Regions from separate parts of the Homo sapiens genome. Here region 2 is linked to region 1. The links are chromatin loops, found by intact Hi-C in ENCODE. Cell type or tissue: Calu3. All regions are shown on one strand. Each heading gives the region's core, and the rest is flanking DNA. Links, peaks and the distances in the headings are about the cores only.

What was found. A loop is a pair of places that touch in the nucleus more often than their neighbours do. Peaks named below come from ENCODE experiments on the same cell type or tissue, not always from the same donor. Only the 100,000 strongest peaks of a DNase experiment are listed, where the experiment ranks them.
Region 2: it touches region 1 in a loop (2.7-fold over the local background); 7 of 110 quality-filtered maps call a loop at or near these places.

Annotation. Positions count from the first base shown.
Region 1 is chr12:89,956,032-89,963,729 of GRCh38, reverse strand. All of the region lies in intron 6 of LOC105369890 (a long non-coding RNA gene), which reads right to left. Among named protein-coding and RNA genes, the nearest start is that of LINC02399, 12 kb to the right of the region's middle. RefSeq lists an enhancer at 3,270-3,499. In Calu3, for the core only: no CTCF peak of the experiment used is centred there; DNase peaks (open chromatin) are centred at 2,889 and 3,379.
Region 2 is chr12:89,758,928-89,766,625 of GRCh38, reverse strand. The region is part of intron 2 of LOC107984543 (a long non-coding RNA gene); the gene reads right to left. Among named protein-coding and RNA genes, the nearest start is that of ATP2B1-AS1, 54 kb to the right of the region's middle. RefSeq lists a silencer at 471-530. In Calu3, for the core only: no CTCF peak of the experiment used is centred there; no DNase peak of the experiment used is centred there.

The sequences.
Region 1 (7,698 bases), core at 1,063-6,062:
ACCCCAGGAAGAAAATGTCTCTGTAGGTAGAAAGAAAGGGAGGAATTTCTATGTTTTATTCATTTCCTCTCCCATATATGAGATGGCATTAGTTTCTACTTTACTACCTCAAACAAATTTGGGTACATGCACAATACTCAAGACAGCATCCTAGGAATTAGTTGAAGGAAATCAATATAAAGTTTTTTTTTTCTTTTTTGGCGGGGAGCAGGGAGAGCTAGTATTTCTTATACCACAGCTCAGTAAAGTAAATATTCTTGCCCCAAGACTTGGACTTAAGACTTAAATCATAGTCACTATGTTCCCATTATTTCTAATTCTAATATATTTTATTTTATGGTTATTTTTCATACTTTTCAAGCCAAGCCCCAAGACTGGAGTCTTACTACCATCAAAAACATGGGAGTTTTGCCCACAGTAAAATTTTCAGCAAGGGGGGAATAATTTTTTTTTCTTTTTCCCTACTGTCTATGCTTTTTTTTTCATTCCTAAACCAAAATTTCAATGATAGAGCTACCCAATATTTTGTGCCTAGCTATTTTCCAAAATGGGACATATTTGATCCTATAAAAAGACATTCTATTTATTCAAAGTGCTTATTTTAAATGTTCCTTCATTCAAGGTGGTATTTTTCTCAGGCATCCTACAGAGAAATTAAGTAAAATTTAATCATGTTCCTATGGCAAAGGAGAAATTCTCCGCTGTTGGCAGAATTGAAATTGTGAGTGTAAAATCACTATTGTATGATGATTGGTGATTCCATTGTTCTCCAGTAGAGGGGTGGAAAAGTTCTTTTTCATAGTCACTTCGTTTATTGACTAGTTAACACAGTCATAAAATCCTTTGGCAAGGAACTGATTTTCTTCCTTTAAAAGTAATCAAGAATCTATGGTTTTAAGTGGGTAAGAGGGGAGGAGAAAGGGTCACTTCCTGGAGGCCTGTCTGGTTAAACTGGTTAGGCAGTCTAATTTTTCCAACAGTAACCAGAGTGTGAAGGTAATGAGGTATCATGGTTCAACGGTTCACGCCCATGGCAGAGAGAGTTTGGACTTTTTCTCATAAGCTCTGTGCATTATTTGCAGGATACATTCAGTCATCTGAATTCAATTGGAAGTTCAGGTCCCAAGTGTGGGAACTATCCTTATATATGAGGTGGGAGGTTTAAATGGAATTTTTCTAAAAAGTCAGTTTAAAATTGAATGTAATTTTTAATTTAAATAATATTTATCATCCCCAGAAGTGTAGCAGCTTCCTAAATTACAAAACAGAAGAATCACACTAAGAAACTCAAAGAGATCACATCACAAATTAAAAAACAAAAACAAACAAACAAAAAGAACCTCAAGAACAGAGACTCTTGAGTCTTGAGTTGAGAGCCACCTTTACAGGGCAGGTAAATGGCTACTGGAAGACAACAGAGCTAGAATTTCCACTCTTCCTTTCCATTAGTAGGTGCCAGTCTCCCATATACTCCTAACACAGACAATATGTGTAAAGGCTCATTCTTATGAGTTTTTAGTGTGTAACGGAGTGTTTTATTGTCTCATTCTTGTCAGTTCTTAGTGTGTAACAGAGGTAGCCTGTCTCTTCTGCCCACAGATCTCTCAAGGTGTACAAAAGTGCCCCATTTCCCCCCCATCCCACCCATATTTAAGATAAACAAGCTCCTTCTATAGCCCTTCGGGGGTCTACTTGTCATTAAGTGCTCTCTCCCCAGTGCTACTGGAGTTTGTCATCCAGGGTATGATGGTTCACAGGGGGCTTCCAGAAACCCAGATCAGAGTAGGATTCTGCTGTTATGTTGGGACAGCCAGAACTACTAATAGGTCTCCAAGAAGGGGTATAAAGATGGATTTTCTAATCAAGTTGCTCTAGGCATTCATAAGAGGACCTTCGATGCAGCCCTTTTCTGGAGTCAGTGATCCTAGAAACTCTGAAACTACTGACGATATCAGAATTAACTTAGGGATAGGACTCAAGTATTAGAAGTGTCCCACTACCCGAGCTCTGCCCGTCTTTCCCTTCTCTCCCCAACCCCTCCCCCTCTTTTCAATAACAACAAAAAAACAAAATTGACAAAAACTTTCAATTCTCCTCAGAATCCAGCTCCTCTCTTTCATTCCAACACAAAAGAGATCATGCTATTTCTCATCACCAATATTAGAACTTAAGGGCCCCTCAGGATGTACCCAGGCCATAGAACATCGAAGACCTGTACATTCTTTAGAAGAGCAAGAAGGATGCATGCCATTTCTTTTGGCCAATAACTCCCTTTTCATCTACCTCCTTTGATGCAAGATACTCAGGGAGACTTCTTGGTACGGAAATGAAAACAAAACTCTAGTTAAGGTCTCAGCAAGTCACCCTCCTAGCTTAAGTTTTTGAGAAGATGCATGTGACAGGGAAGGAGAGTTGCATCTGAAGAGAATCAAAATCCCCTCTTCCTTCAAAAAGGAAGAAAGGATAAAAGAAAGTGGAGAGGATAGATGGAGGGAGAAAGGGAAAGAAAAAGAGAAAGGAAGACAGAGAGGTAGAAAAAAGAAAAGAAAAAAGAAAGAAAAAAAGAAAAATAAAGAAGGGCTCTCAAGGGAGGAAAAAAGGAAAAGTGAAAAGAAGAATAAAATTTTAATTATGTGACAAAATATTTGAAAAAGCAACTCTCTAAGTTATTGACATTTTTATAGTGGTGATGTGATGGACAAGGCTTGTCATAAAACGTTAAGGTGACACTATAAGTTTCAAAATAATAAAAGGGTGCTCTTGCTGAAGCATGTGATAAGCCCCATACCCATGAGCTGTAAAAGAGTACATTAAACCTGGTCACCCTGCCCAGGCATTATAGGATTGCACACCCAGGACTGTTCTAGTGATGACGAGGTTGTTGAAACTCTGCCAGCTGACTTTTGAACATGGTGCCTGTGTAACCTAATTCCTTATTCATTAAACAGTCTGCTCCCTCACAAGCAGTTTGTGTGCCCATTATCTTGATGGGACCCATGCAGGATTGCCTCTGTCTTCACACTTGAGTTTGCAAGATCCCTGATGACAACATGGATTCCTACCACACAAGAAAACAAAGCAAATTTATTGAACTCCCAATTGAAAACAGTAGCAAATCAAGCTTGCTTAACCAAAATATTTCTCATAGAAGATTAGGTTATCATTTTTAGGGTGATGCTCATGAATATTAATTTCTCAACAAGGACTGACTAGGAATCCCCCAGTTCCCTAATGGAAATTAGCAATTCTCCAAACCAGCAGAAACTTATGTGGTCAACCATTTCAGTTTGCCAGGGACTAAGGGATCACCTAGGATGTGGGACTTTTAGTACTAAAACTGGGGAAGTCCCAGGCAAACCAGACAAGCTGGTCACCCCTAGGGAAACTCCCATTACTCACCATTCTCCTTTCGGCTTCCTCAGACTTGCAGCTCACAGGCTATCCTCAGAGTTCTCTAGGACTGAGCTTCTACTTTGATTTTCACAAACATCTATTTATGTAACCTGCCCCTCCACTGGACACAAGGGCGGAGAGATGTCTCAATCATTTTTATGTTCCAACCTCTGGCTTAGAAGAGCTTGCTGAACTGAGATAGCCAAACAACTGAGTTGATCTTCTGCTGAATGTCAACTGAATGGGGACTGTGATACCCTCAGGTAAGAACTGTATTTTCTGCACAGTGTACACACTCCCTGCCTCCCTAAATTAAACTTAGCTTGGAAAGGACTAGAATCTCTTTTAAAGCTTCACTTTCTCACATTAAACTATGTGGTTTTCTGAAGACTCTTTCATACACTGGCATAGAATGCAGTTCAGGAGTCAGACTAACCTAGATTCAAACCCAGGCTCCACAATTCACCATCTCTGTGACCTTAAACAAGTCATCTAACATCTCTGTACATTACTTTCCTCACATATGTCTTTCATCGTGCTGTTGGGAAGACCAAATGAGACACCTATATGTAGACTGCTTAGCTCTTAGCTTTATGGTAAGAACCAACATATGGTAGTTATCATTATTCTACTTGGAGTTTTCTTTCTAAGCACCAAGGGAGCAAAGATGAGACTAGTTGGAAAACAATACGTTTAATAAGATATCCCAAGTTTTTTTTTTTAAGCCCGGAGGCTCTACCATCATGTATTTTTTTTATTTTTTACACCAAACTTGCACTTTTATAATTATGATAATCTGTCTATGCCTATAATGAGCACAGTACTATAACCTAAGGCAAAAATCACCAGCAACTCTACTATGTACACGGCAGGGAAGGGGGAAAGCCTCATCTCCCCACCCTACCCCCCATTTTATTACTTAAACTTCCCATTATGTGAGCCATTTATTCAATTTTTACTGAACTTTTCACAAACCAGAAAGCCACTGGAGTTGGTCCAACCACTATAAAATTTTACTGCTCTTTGTTATTGCATAATAATTCCTAAGAGTTAACATTTTACTTTTCTTCTAAAATAAGGGATTTGCTTAAAGCAAGAAATCTCATTATTACTACTAATGATACTAAACCCAGTACATTATTGCTCTACTAAGAACTGATAAATTATCAGAACAAAGTTTAAAGTTTGTTCTTTATATTATAAGAGAAAATATTATATTTTCTCTTTCTCCTTCCCCTTCTCTTCTTCCTCCTCTTTCTCCTTATTTCTAATTACATATTTATGTTTATGTACCCAAGGAGTATGTCATTCTCTGAGGATGCAAATTGAAACAACACAGAAATAATACTTATTCAATCATAAGTGCTTAACGTGCTTTATAATGATGTCTCTTTCAAAATGCTCCGTTTAAGTCTGTTTATGAGATGCTGCCACAATAGGTATTTCTGATAAAATACCGCATATACATTCCCCAGAACAACACATCCTGCAAAAGCATGCACTAAAAATAATGCAGCTTATATAAAATAAAGAGTTAAGAGAAAACCACTCAACACTCATGCAATTTTGAGAATTCTGAGAAGGTGGTGGTAATGGTATAGTTTTTGAAGCCCCCTAAATAAATCTTTCTTCAAAATAAAAAGCAATTAAGATCCCAAAACATATACAACAAAATCAGATGACAAGATATCCTCTGAATTCCAAAATCCAAACAGGAGAAGACAAAATACCATATATATTCACAATCTTATGACAAAATGAAGTTTGTAAGAAATATATATATAGTATATAATTATATTTGCTGTGACAATATACCTATATTACAACTATAAAAATGGCAGAATGGGGACGCTATCAGAAAAGTAGAATAATCTTGATGATTATCTTATAGTTACTAAAATAAATCCAATTATTTTAATACTGATTAAATTGATGCAGAATACTAGCTAATATCAATATATCTCATAGAATGGACTCAATAGACAACAAAGGCAGGGGCAGAACAGGAATGGGTAATTTTTTTAATGTTAGCATAAAAATTAAAACAAAAGAGCAAGCCTTTATTAATACCAAAAATATATACTTTAAAAATAGAAGAAACAAATAAAATGAACCACCTAGAGAAAGACACATTCTTCAGTGAAAAAGGGAGAGCAGAGAAAATTGTGTAGTATGTGCAATATTTTAATTTAATTGTTTCTGACAACCTTGAGAACCAGGATTCTCAGGAACCAAAAAAAAAAGAAGACATAAGTGAAAGATAGAAGAAGTTAAATTTAAAAAACTTGTGCGCCTAAATTTGAACTGGAAGTGTCAGTAGGAATCATAATATAGCTTATCTTTTTAAAAGATATATTTCTTAAAATATGTATATTATGTGTATATGTATATATACATAAATGCATACACATACATACATACATGATATACATAGATCCATTAGCATTCCTATGTCTGGATTATAATTTCTAATACCATTCTCGAAAAACTAAAAGGACTGGGATAGAAAATATACAAGATGAGTCTGCAGCATCTTGTCAAACCGGATAGCAAGGAAACTATCATATACTACAAGGTTCATATCAGCAGGATGCAAGAGTCAACTTGAAGAAACTCCTGTTCCATTTCACAAAAACTGGGACAATTTGAGCGTTAATAATTTTACAAAAGGCAAAAAGTTTAACAAAAAATATGTTTGAATTCATGGGGCATAATTATACTTACAAAAACATATACTTGGTGACCACTGGGTAAAAAAAGGCAAAAAATAAAAAAAAAATCAAGCCTTTATCCAGGATTCCATATGTGAATTGAATTACTATATAATCAATAAGGAAAATTTCACTTATAAAAATGTTTCAGGTAATAAGTGAAGAAGAAATCATAGAATTAGAATATCACAATTTTGCAAATTGTAGTGAATTAATGGTTCATTAATTGAACATCAGTAGCTGCTGAGATCACCAAAAGAGAGTCAACTAAACATCTCATGCCTGATGATAGAAAAAGCACAGAATCAGGCCAGGTGCAGTGGTTCATGCCAGTAATCCCAGCACTTTGGGAGGCAGTGGCAGGGGATCACTTGAGGCCAGGAGTTCAAGACCAGCCTGGACAACGTAGCAAGATCGTGTCTATATTAAAAAATTAAAAATTAGCTTAGTGTGGTGGTGAGAACCTGTAATCCCAGTTACTCAGGAGACAGGGGCAAGAGGATCCCTTGAGTTCAGGAGTTCAAGGCTACAGTGAGCTATGATTGCACCATTGCATTCCAGTCTAGGCAACAGAGAGAGACCTTGTTTTGGAAAGTAGAAAGAAAAGGAAAGGGAAAGAAAGGGAAAGGAAAAGGGAAGGAGGAGAGGAGAGGAGAGGAGAGGAGAGGAAGGAAGGAAGTTCATAGCATCACTATGAAGTAGTCACATCAAAAAAAAGTATCTAACCTGAATTTAATCAAGCTCATATATGCAACTACCAACTTGCAAGAAAGATGTAATGCTTGTTATACGAAAGATGTAGAAACTTGTTAATATACTCTGCAGGCATACAATCAGCACAATCAAGACTGTGGGAAACATTGCAAGACAAATAACCCAGTTTGTTCTACAAAGAAACCAGAAGGGGTAAAAAGGATGGAGAGAGAATCTACAATTTAGTAAACATTTAAAAGACATATCAACCAATCACACTGTGTGGCTTTGGCTTCCATTTTAATTTTTAGAAAAAGAATCATAAAATAAATTATGGCATTGATAATATAATCGAAAACTTGAACACTTACTGGATATGAATATTTTATGATATTAAGGAATTATTTTAATTTCTGGCTTTGATGATGGTATTGTGATTATAATAACAACAAGCCTTTATCTTTTAAAGATACATACTTAATACTTTATTTTATGAATAAAATCATATCATGTCCAGGACTTGCTTCAAAATAATATGGGAGGTGAAGTAGATAGGGAATTAGATGAAAATTTATTGTCTATGCGTGGATAATTGTTGACCCCAGGTGATAAGTAATGGCAGTCAATTATACAATTCTACCAACTTTTATATAAGTTTAAAATTTTTCACAATGAAAGGTTTTATTTTTAAAATGAGGTACACCTTGATACATATTATCTAGGTATACATGTTCCAAGTTCCAGGGACTACAAATACCTGAAAATATAACATAGTATAAAATTATTTATCACAATATTATTCACCCTTGCGAAAAACACAGAAATCTCTGCCAAATTGTGTGATATTATCAGTTTAAAAGAAACAGAACCATACAAAGTAATGTTTCTATAGTTGGTTTCT
Region 2 (7,698 bases), core at 1,645-6,644, 200 kb after region 1:
ACAGACAAAGTGCACAAATATCTTCCTGGCTTCAAGAAACATTAGATCAACTACTCTCAAAAACACATGATGCCTTCGGACAACCCTTCTATTTTTTACTTCTGTAACCAGTTATTTGCAAAAGAAAAAGTAAACTAGAAGAGCTGAATAATTACTAATTACAAACAACTATACATAAGGAAAAAATGAGTTTAAACAAAGCATTTTAAACCATGTAGTCCATTTTTTAAATGTGGAGTTCATGTTATTAGTAACGTGGGGATTACGTTTTACTCTAAAGGCTAATAAGTCTGTCCCTGGTAGACTTAATTAAAAGCACAAAAACAAAAACAGAACCTCTTTTTCTCCCTTTACATAGCTACCTAGGTCAGAGGTTGGAAAATTGTTTTTGTAAAAGTCCAGATAGTTAATATTTTAGGCTTTTGGGCCATGGAGTCTCTGTTGCAACTGCTCACCTCTGCCATTGTAGCATGAAGTCTACCACAGAAAGTAAGTAAATGAGTGAGTGTGGCTGTGCTATAATAAAACTGCCTTTGTAAAACCAGGTGGTAGATTAAATTTGGCCTGAGGGTTATAATTTACCCAATCCCTGATTTAGTCTAAGGTACCTCATTCCAAGATTAGAAAACATAAACAGAGAAGGACCAGTCTTTCCTCATTCTGATGGAAATTACTTATTGATGAAGTCTAAACTGTTGAATACTAACACTCATAGTGAAGAGTAAGTTGAGAAAGAGTAGAGGGAGCAATAATTACAAGATGATGCCTCAACTGGAGCGTATTATAAATAACAACTACAATACAGCCTAAGAAAATAATAAGAAAAGTTACCCTTTAAGACAGGAATCCATCATTTTACTCAATGTCATCTTTTATCAGCAGACTCTCAAACATTATTGGTTCTTTCACATAAATTCCACTTATCTACATATATCAATCTGCTCTAGAGCAAAGCAGGCTTGTTACTTGTTGCTTTCCCCACCATTATGGCAACTTGTGTGCTGAGACAGATAATGCCAATCAGAAAATATCCACAAATTAATTTTTAGATTATTTTTAATTATTCACCCAATTCCTAAGCAAGCTAATTTATTCAAAAGAAAATGTCCATAGTTGAGTTTCAAGTCAAAACAAATTGTCTTGGGGGATCTGTAGTGAAAATCTATGAGATTGTCTTCCCAGAACCAATTTCTGAGAATCAACTTTCACCCATCTATGTGGTTCCCGTGGTACTGATAATCCCACCCCTCAAGCCACTATTAAGTGGTTCTGTATTCATTTGCTAGGGTCATTGCAACAAAGTCTCAAAAGCTGAATGGTTTAAATAGAAATTTGGGTCTCACAGTTTCTAGCGGCTAAAGGAAGGTGTCAGCAAGGTTAGTTCCCTCTGAGTGCTTTGAGGGAGAATCTGTTTCATGTCTCTCTCCTAGTTTTTAGTGGTTTGCTGACAACTTCGGCACTCTTTGCCTTGTAGAAGTTTCATCCAATCTCCACCTTCACGTTCACATGGTGCTCTCCCTGTATACCTGTCTATATCTGTATCCAAATTGTCCTTTTTTACAAACTCATAGTTTTATTGGATTAGGAACCACTCTAATGAACCATCTTAACTTGATAATCTACAAAGACCCAATTTCTTTTTTTTGATATTTTATTTTATTATTTTATGTTTCTGGGATACATGTGCAGGATGTACAGGTTTGTTACATAGGTAAACTTGTGCTATGGTGGTTTGCTGCACCTATCAACCCATCACCTAGGTATTAAGCCCCCCATGCATTAGCTATTTATCCTGATGCTCTCCCTCACCACCTGCTCCCCACCACGACAGGCCCCAGTGTGTGTTGTTCCCCTCCCTGTGTGCATGTGTTCTCACTGTTCAGCTCAAAGACCCAAATTCTTTTTTTTCTTTTTAAATTATACTTCAAGTATATGTGCACAACGTGCAGGTTTGTTACATAGGTATACATGTGCCATGTTGGTTTGCTGCACCCATCAACTCGTCATTTACATTAGGAATTTCTCCTAATGCTATCCCTCCCCCAGCCCCCCATCCTCTGAAAGGCCCTGGTGTGTGATGTTCCCTGCCCTGTGTCCGAGTGTTCTCATTGTTCAGTTCCCACCTATGAGTGAGAACATGCGGTGTTTGGTTTTCTGTCCTTGTGATAGTTTGCTGAGAATGATGGTTGCCAGCTTCATCCATGTCCCTGCAAAGGACATGAACTCATCCTTTTTTATGGCTGCATAGTATTCCATGGTGTATATGTGCCACATTTTCTTAATCAAGTCTACCATTGGTGGACTTTTGGGTTGGTTCCAAGTCTTTGCTATTGTGAATAGTGCCGCAATAAACATATGTGTGCGTGTGTCTTTATATTAGCATGATTTATAATCCTTTGGGTATATACTCAGTAATGGGATCACTGGCAAAGACCCAATTTGTAAGAAAGATCACATTCACAGGTGCTTGGGGTTAGAACATTAGCATCTTTTAGGGGGACGTAATTCAACCCGTAACAGATCTAAGGCTTCACAAGCTGGATAATAAGAGTCCTTTCTGGGGATTTTTAGAAATAGAACTGAGAGAGTCCGGATGGCTAAAGTGGTCATACACAAAATTCAAGTGCTGTTGGCAAACACGTTTTCTAACACACAGAGAAATAGCAGCAGCAATGCATTCATGATGGCATAATTTGAGTTCCTGGTTCCAAATAGGTCTGTGGCCCAGCCTCAAACCCACCTGCCCTTTCCAAGGTTTCCTTTCATTTTATAGGGCTCTGTAACTTTGTGTGTGTAGGGTTTTTTGGTTTTTGGTTTTGGGGTTGTTTGTTTGTTTGTTTTGAGACAGGGCCCTACTCTGCCACCCAGGCTGTAACGCAGTGGCACAATCACAGCTCACTACAGCCTCAACCTCCCTGGGCTCAGGTGATCCTCACACCTCAGCCTCCCAAGTAGTTGGGACTACAGGTGCATGTCACCATGCCTGGCTAATTTTTGCATTTTTTTTTTTGGTCAAGATGGGGTTTCACCATGTTGCTTAGGCTGGTAGTGAATGCCTGGGCTCAAGCAATCCACCTGCCTCAGCCTCCCAAAGTGCTGGGAATACATGCATGAGCCACTGCACCCAGCCAGGACTCTGTAACTTCTAAACAAGAGTACTAACAATTGTGACATCTCTTACAATTAATCTTCAAAAATATGTTCCCCACTGTATTCACTTAAGAGGTTCCATAGAAACACTGGATTTCAAGGAATGCTTCATATTGCTAAAAATTATTACAGAAATTTATTCCACCAAATCTAGAGCTATAACACCCAAGATGATTTTGAATAAATAAATATTCGAATCAACAGAAATGAAAAGTGATCCAGAGACATTAGGAATGTTAAGAATAAAGGAAACAATGTCAATAAGAATTTTGGAGATTAGATAAAGACCATTATAATTTTGGAGTCTAATGACACAAACTTACTTTATTGGTATTACAGAGTCAGTTAGTTTCTCCTTTTCAATTGTTCTGTGCTGAATATAAGTAGTCCTCCCAAGTTTGCTAGATATTTCTTAATATATTTGGCAAATATTTATGTCTGGACATACTTGAAGAACTTGTAGGACAGGAATTCTAGGCTATTATTTATTTGAAAGGTGATAAGTCTACAGGAAAAGAATTCATCCTGAGGGCAAAGAAAATCAAAGGCCAATCAGATAATAGCGGTCACTAATAATTTTCCTCCAGCTAAGCCCCATGAGTCCTGTATACTGTGATGGGTCAAATCGAAAAAGAAGAAGCAACTTTATCCACCAAAATCTCAGTGGGTCATTGAGAGTGCTGATCAACTTCATTGTCACTGTAGGTAACTTTAGCAATAGCAGGATGAGGCAGCTGTTACTTATCCACATTGACCAACAGCAACAACATCAAGCAACCTAAAGAGGATGACGTTAGTAGCTTTAACACTGGTGGCTTTGTAATTGCCACTTTTGGTGTCATCACCATAATGACCTGAAAAGGAAGAAAATGAATCAACCCACATAGAAGTGAAAAGGACTAGTTCCTGATCTTTGTGAGACCACGTTCTAGGGATGTCCAGAACTATTTAAGAGGAATATATGAGGACTGTACTGCTTAAGAAGAAGGAATAGGAAAACAGACAATTCCTACTTTCTGTCATTGTAATCTTATTTTTGTCCCTCGGTTGGTTTAGCTCAGGAAACAAGGGTTGATGAAAAAAAATTTCTAAGGAACAATGAAATAAATGTCTTACATATTTTCAACTATTCTGTAACATTTAACTGCTTATACATTTTGACTATACAATAGCACCATGTTAGCATTTTATTATTTTAAAAAATCACAATAATGTTTCTCAAAGTTTCATCTGAAAAGTGCCACTAGGACACCAGAAAATCTTCAATGGCAGGTTTTGACGTTTTCTTGTTTTTTAATTTCAAAGAAACTATAAGAAAATGCTTTTTTAAATTATAATAAAAATATCTGAATCATAAAACCAGTCTTTCCACTTAAAATGAGCTCATTTTTAGTCATCCAATAAAATATCATGTAACGAAAACTCATTTTAATTCCCCTTAAAACTGCATTTACGTTAGTAAACAACATTTTTTTTCTTACAGAGAAATTGTATCTATAGTATATTATAACACAATGTTGAACACAAGATCTTGCTAACATGTTATACTGGAATTTTATTGTTATAGGATTGAAGGTGCTTTCAAAAACTATCTGGTATAGACTTTAACTTCCAAAATAAAGTCACTAAATTTCAATTTCCAAAGTGAATTCTATAGAACACAAGTGCCACTGTTTTGTTTTGTTTTGTTTTAACATGTTTTGTGTTTTGGGGGTTTTTCAGTACAAAGGATAATTTCCAGGGGCAACTAAGTTTAGGAAATTCTTTGTTAATATTAAACAGGCTCAAAACTGATCTTCTTCAAACAACATATTCTTCTAAAATATCATTTATACTATATAATGTGACTGAATTTCTAGCCTCAGAAGGTTTACATAGGGATTAAATTCACATTTTGAGGAAAATAGCCTTCCTTGTCTGGAAAAATCACGTGGCAGGTGCAGTGTCAAGGACATCCCTGAGGCATAGCCAAAGTCTCCTTCCGCAATTTTCTTCCAAAGCACTGAAAGACATTAACAACTGCCACCACAGAAGGCCTTCTCCAATCCTTATGTGTGAGCTTAATTCTTAATTTTCGTTCAGAGAATTGAATTTAAAATCATATCAATCGATTAACTTACATCTTTTAATTTAAAACAATGTCATATACTATAGTATTACTATTATCATTTTGAGTTGTAAATTATTCAGGAGGGAATTGCTAAAGCCTCCTGGGATTTTTTTTAATAAGTAATTAAATTGCACTAAGACAAAAAATATCTAATCTTTATTTTAAACTACAAAGTGAATCATGACAATAATCTTTGAACAACCAAAGTGCTGTTTGTTGGACAGGTGAAAAATTAGAGAAAATCATTTGTCTTCCATACCATAGAAACATGTTATTTGTAGAGTTAAATATACATTGTCTCAAATGTTCTTTCACTCACTTCCATGCCTCAAAAGCATGACTTTTGTACATAACAACACTCATCAGTTGATTATCAACAACCGCTTACATGAAACCACAGTGCAAAAAATGTGGTTACAAACTACCAAGACAAAAAATGAAAAGAAAAAAACGCTTCCTATTTTTCAGCTTTATAAAAGGTGAAAGGGTGTGGTTAACAAAATAATGTACTTTAAAATAGCCAGAGTAGTGCTGAGACAACTAAACTCATCAAAGTTTGTTTGAGAATATGTTGTAATATCTTTTTAAATGAATATTTTCTAAAATAAGGTGTTTTATTACATGAAGAGTTGAGCCTAGGGCATCACATGTGAGAATTAAAAGTTGCCATATAATTTCTGAAGCCCTCATCCTACCTAGAAGAGCGAAAAGCACCAATCAACTAGAAGAAAAATTACAGTCTGATCAATTGGAAGAGGTAAATTGAGAAAACAGAAAATTCATAGTTAAATTTTGAGCAGATATTTTAAAAAGAAGAAAGGGCTCTAAAGAGAGAAAAGAAGAGAAGAGAAAACAAGAGGAAAAATGCAAAGAGAACAGAAAACTATAATAAAGGGATTAAAAATAGATTTATATCAAATGTGTTTAATTATTTTCCCTTCCCCCCCAAAAACACTATTTTGAAAGGAAAGTTAGCTAACGAATGGAAAATACAAAGTGTGACCACCCAAAAAATACAGAATTGAAACTTTAGTATCACCAAACTAGCTCTTTTGCTTCTCAATAATATGCCATGCCCAGCATCTCTAGTACCTGATCTGCCATTTTATCTGCTATCTGATTCCATGACTCACCTCTTGCTCCTTCTACCACTGCATGGTGGTATCCACAGTGGAGCACACTGGTTTCAGAACACTAGAAGTACAGCTTTAGGAGCAGAAGATTCCTAGTCTACAGGCAGTATAGGGAGAAAACGAGAATTCTGTACTCTCCAGTGTAGTAATTAATTCAGTCAAGGATCATCAACGGATGCTAAAACCTTGAACTCAAAGTATTGCTCCACAGATAGCTTATCAATTAAAAAGTAGAAAGTTTACCTTTACAATGAAGAAGTCTGGCAGTAACTATCCTAATCAAGTGACTAAACTCAGTATCACCGACAATGGAGCAACCTGTCATTCACCTGTGTACTCTTTCTGCCAGAAATACTTTAACCTAAATCTAACTATGAGAAAACAATTAAACAAATACAAAATTTGGAACACTTTTTATTACAAGTGACCTAGACTCTTCAGAAAAAAATAATAGCATGAAAAGCAAAAAAAAAAAAAAAAAAAGAGTGGGAAACTATTCTGTAAAAAGAGATGAAAGATCTCAAACTCAAATGCTATACATAATCCTAGACTGGTTGCTACAAAGAAAAACAATACAGCTATAAGTGACATTTGGTGACAGTTATGGAAATTTAAATATAGAGGTTATATTAGGTGATGGTTTGGATTATTATTATTAGTTTTTTTAGGTACGAAAAGATGTGTTTTTTTAGGTACGAAAAGATGTGTTTTTTAGGAGAATATCCTTAATCATTTTGTAAGCAAATTTCAACTTTAATTTTAGATTCAGGGAGTATGTGTGCAGGTTTGTTACATGGGTAAATTGTGTGATGCTGAGGTTTGGGGTACAATTCACCCCATCACTCAGGTAGTAAGTAGTTAAGTTTTCAAACTTCCACCCCCGGAGTAGTCCCCAGTGTCCATTGTTGCCATCTTTATGTCCATGTGGACCCAATGTTTAGCTCGCACTTATAAATGAGAATAGGCTTTCTCATTTATGGTTTTCTGTTTCTGCATGAATTTGTTTAGGATAATGGCCTGTAGCTGCATCCATATTGCTATAAAGGACATGATTTAGTTATTTTTGTGGTTGCATAGTATTCCATGGTATGTGTGGGTATACATATATGGCATATATACATATATACGTGTGTGTGTATGTGTGTGTGTGTGTATATATATGTACATATATATATGTAATATTTTCTGGCTGGGTGTGGTGGCTCATGCCTGTAATCCCAGCACTTTGGGAGCCAAGGTGGGCAAATCACGACGTAAGGAGTTCGAGACCAGCCTGGCCAACATGGTGAAATCCCATCTCTACTA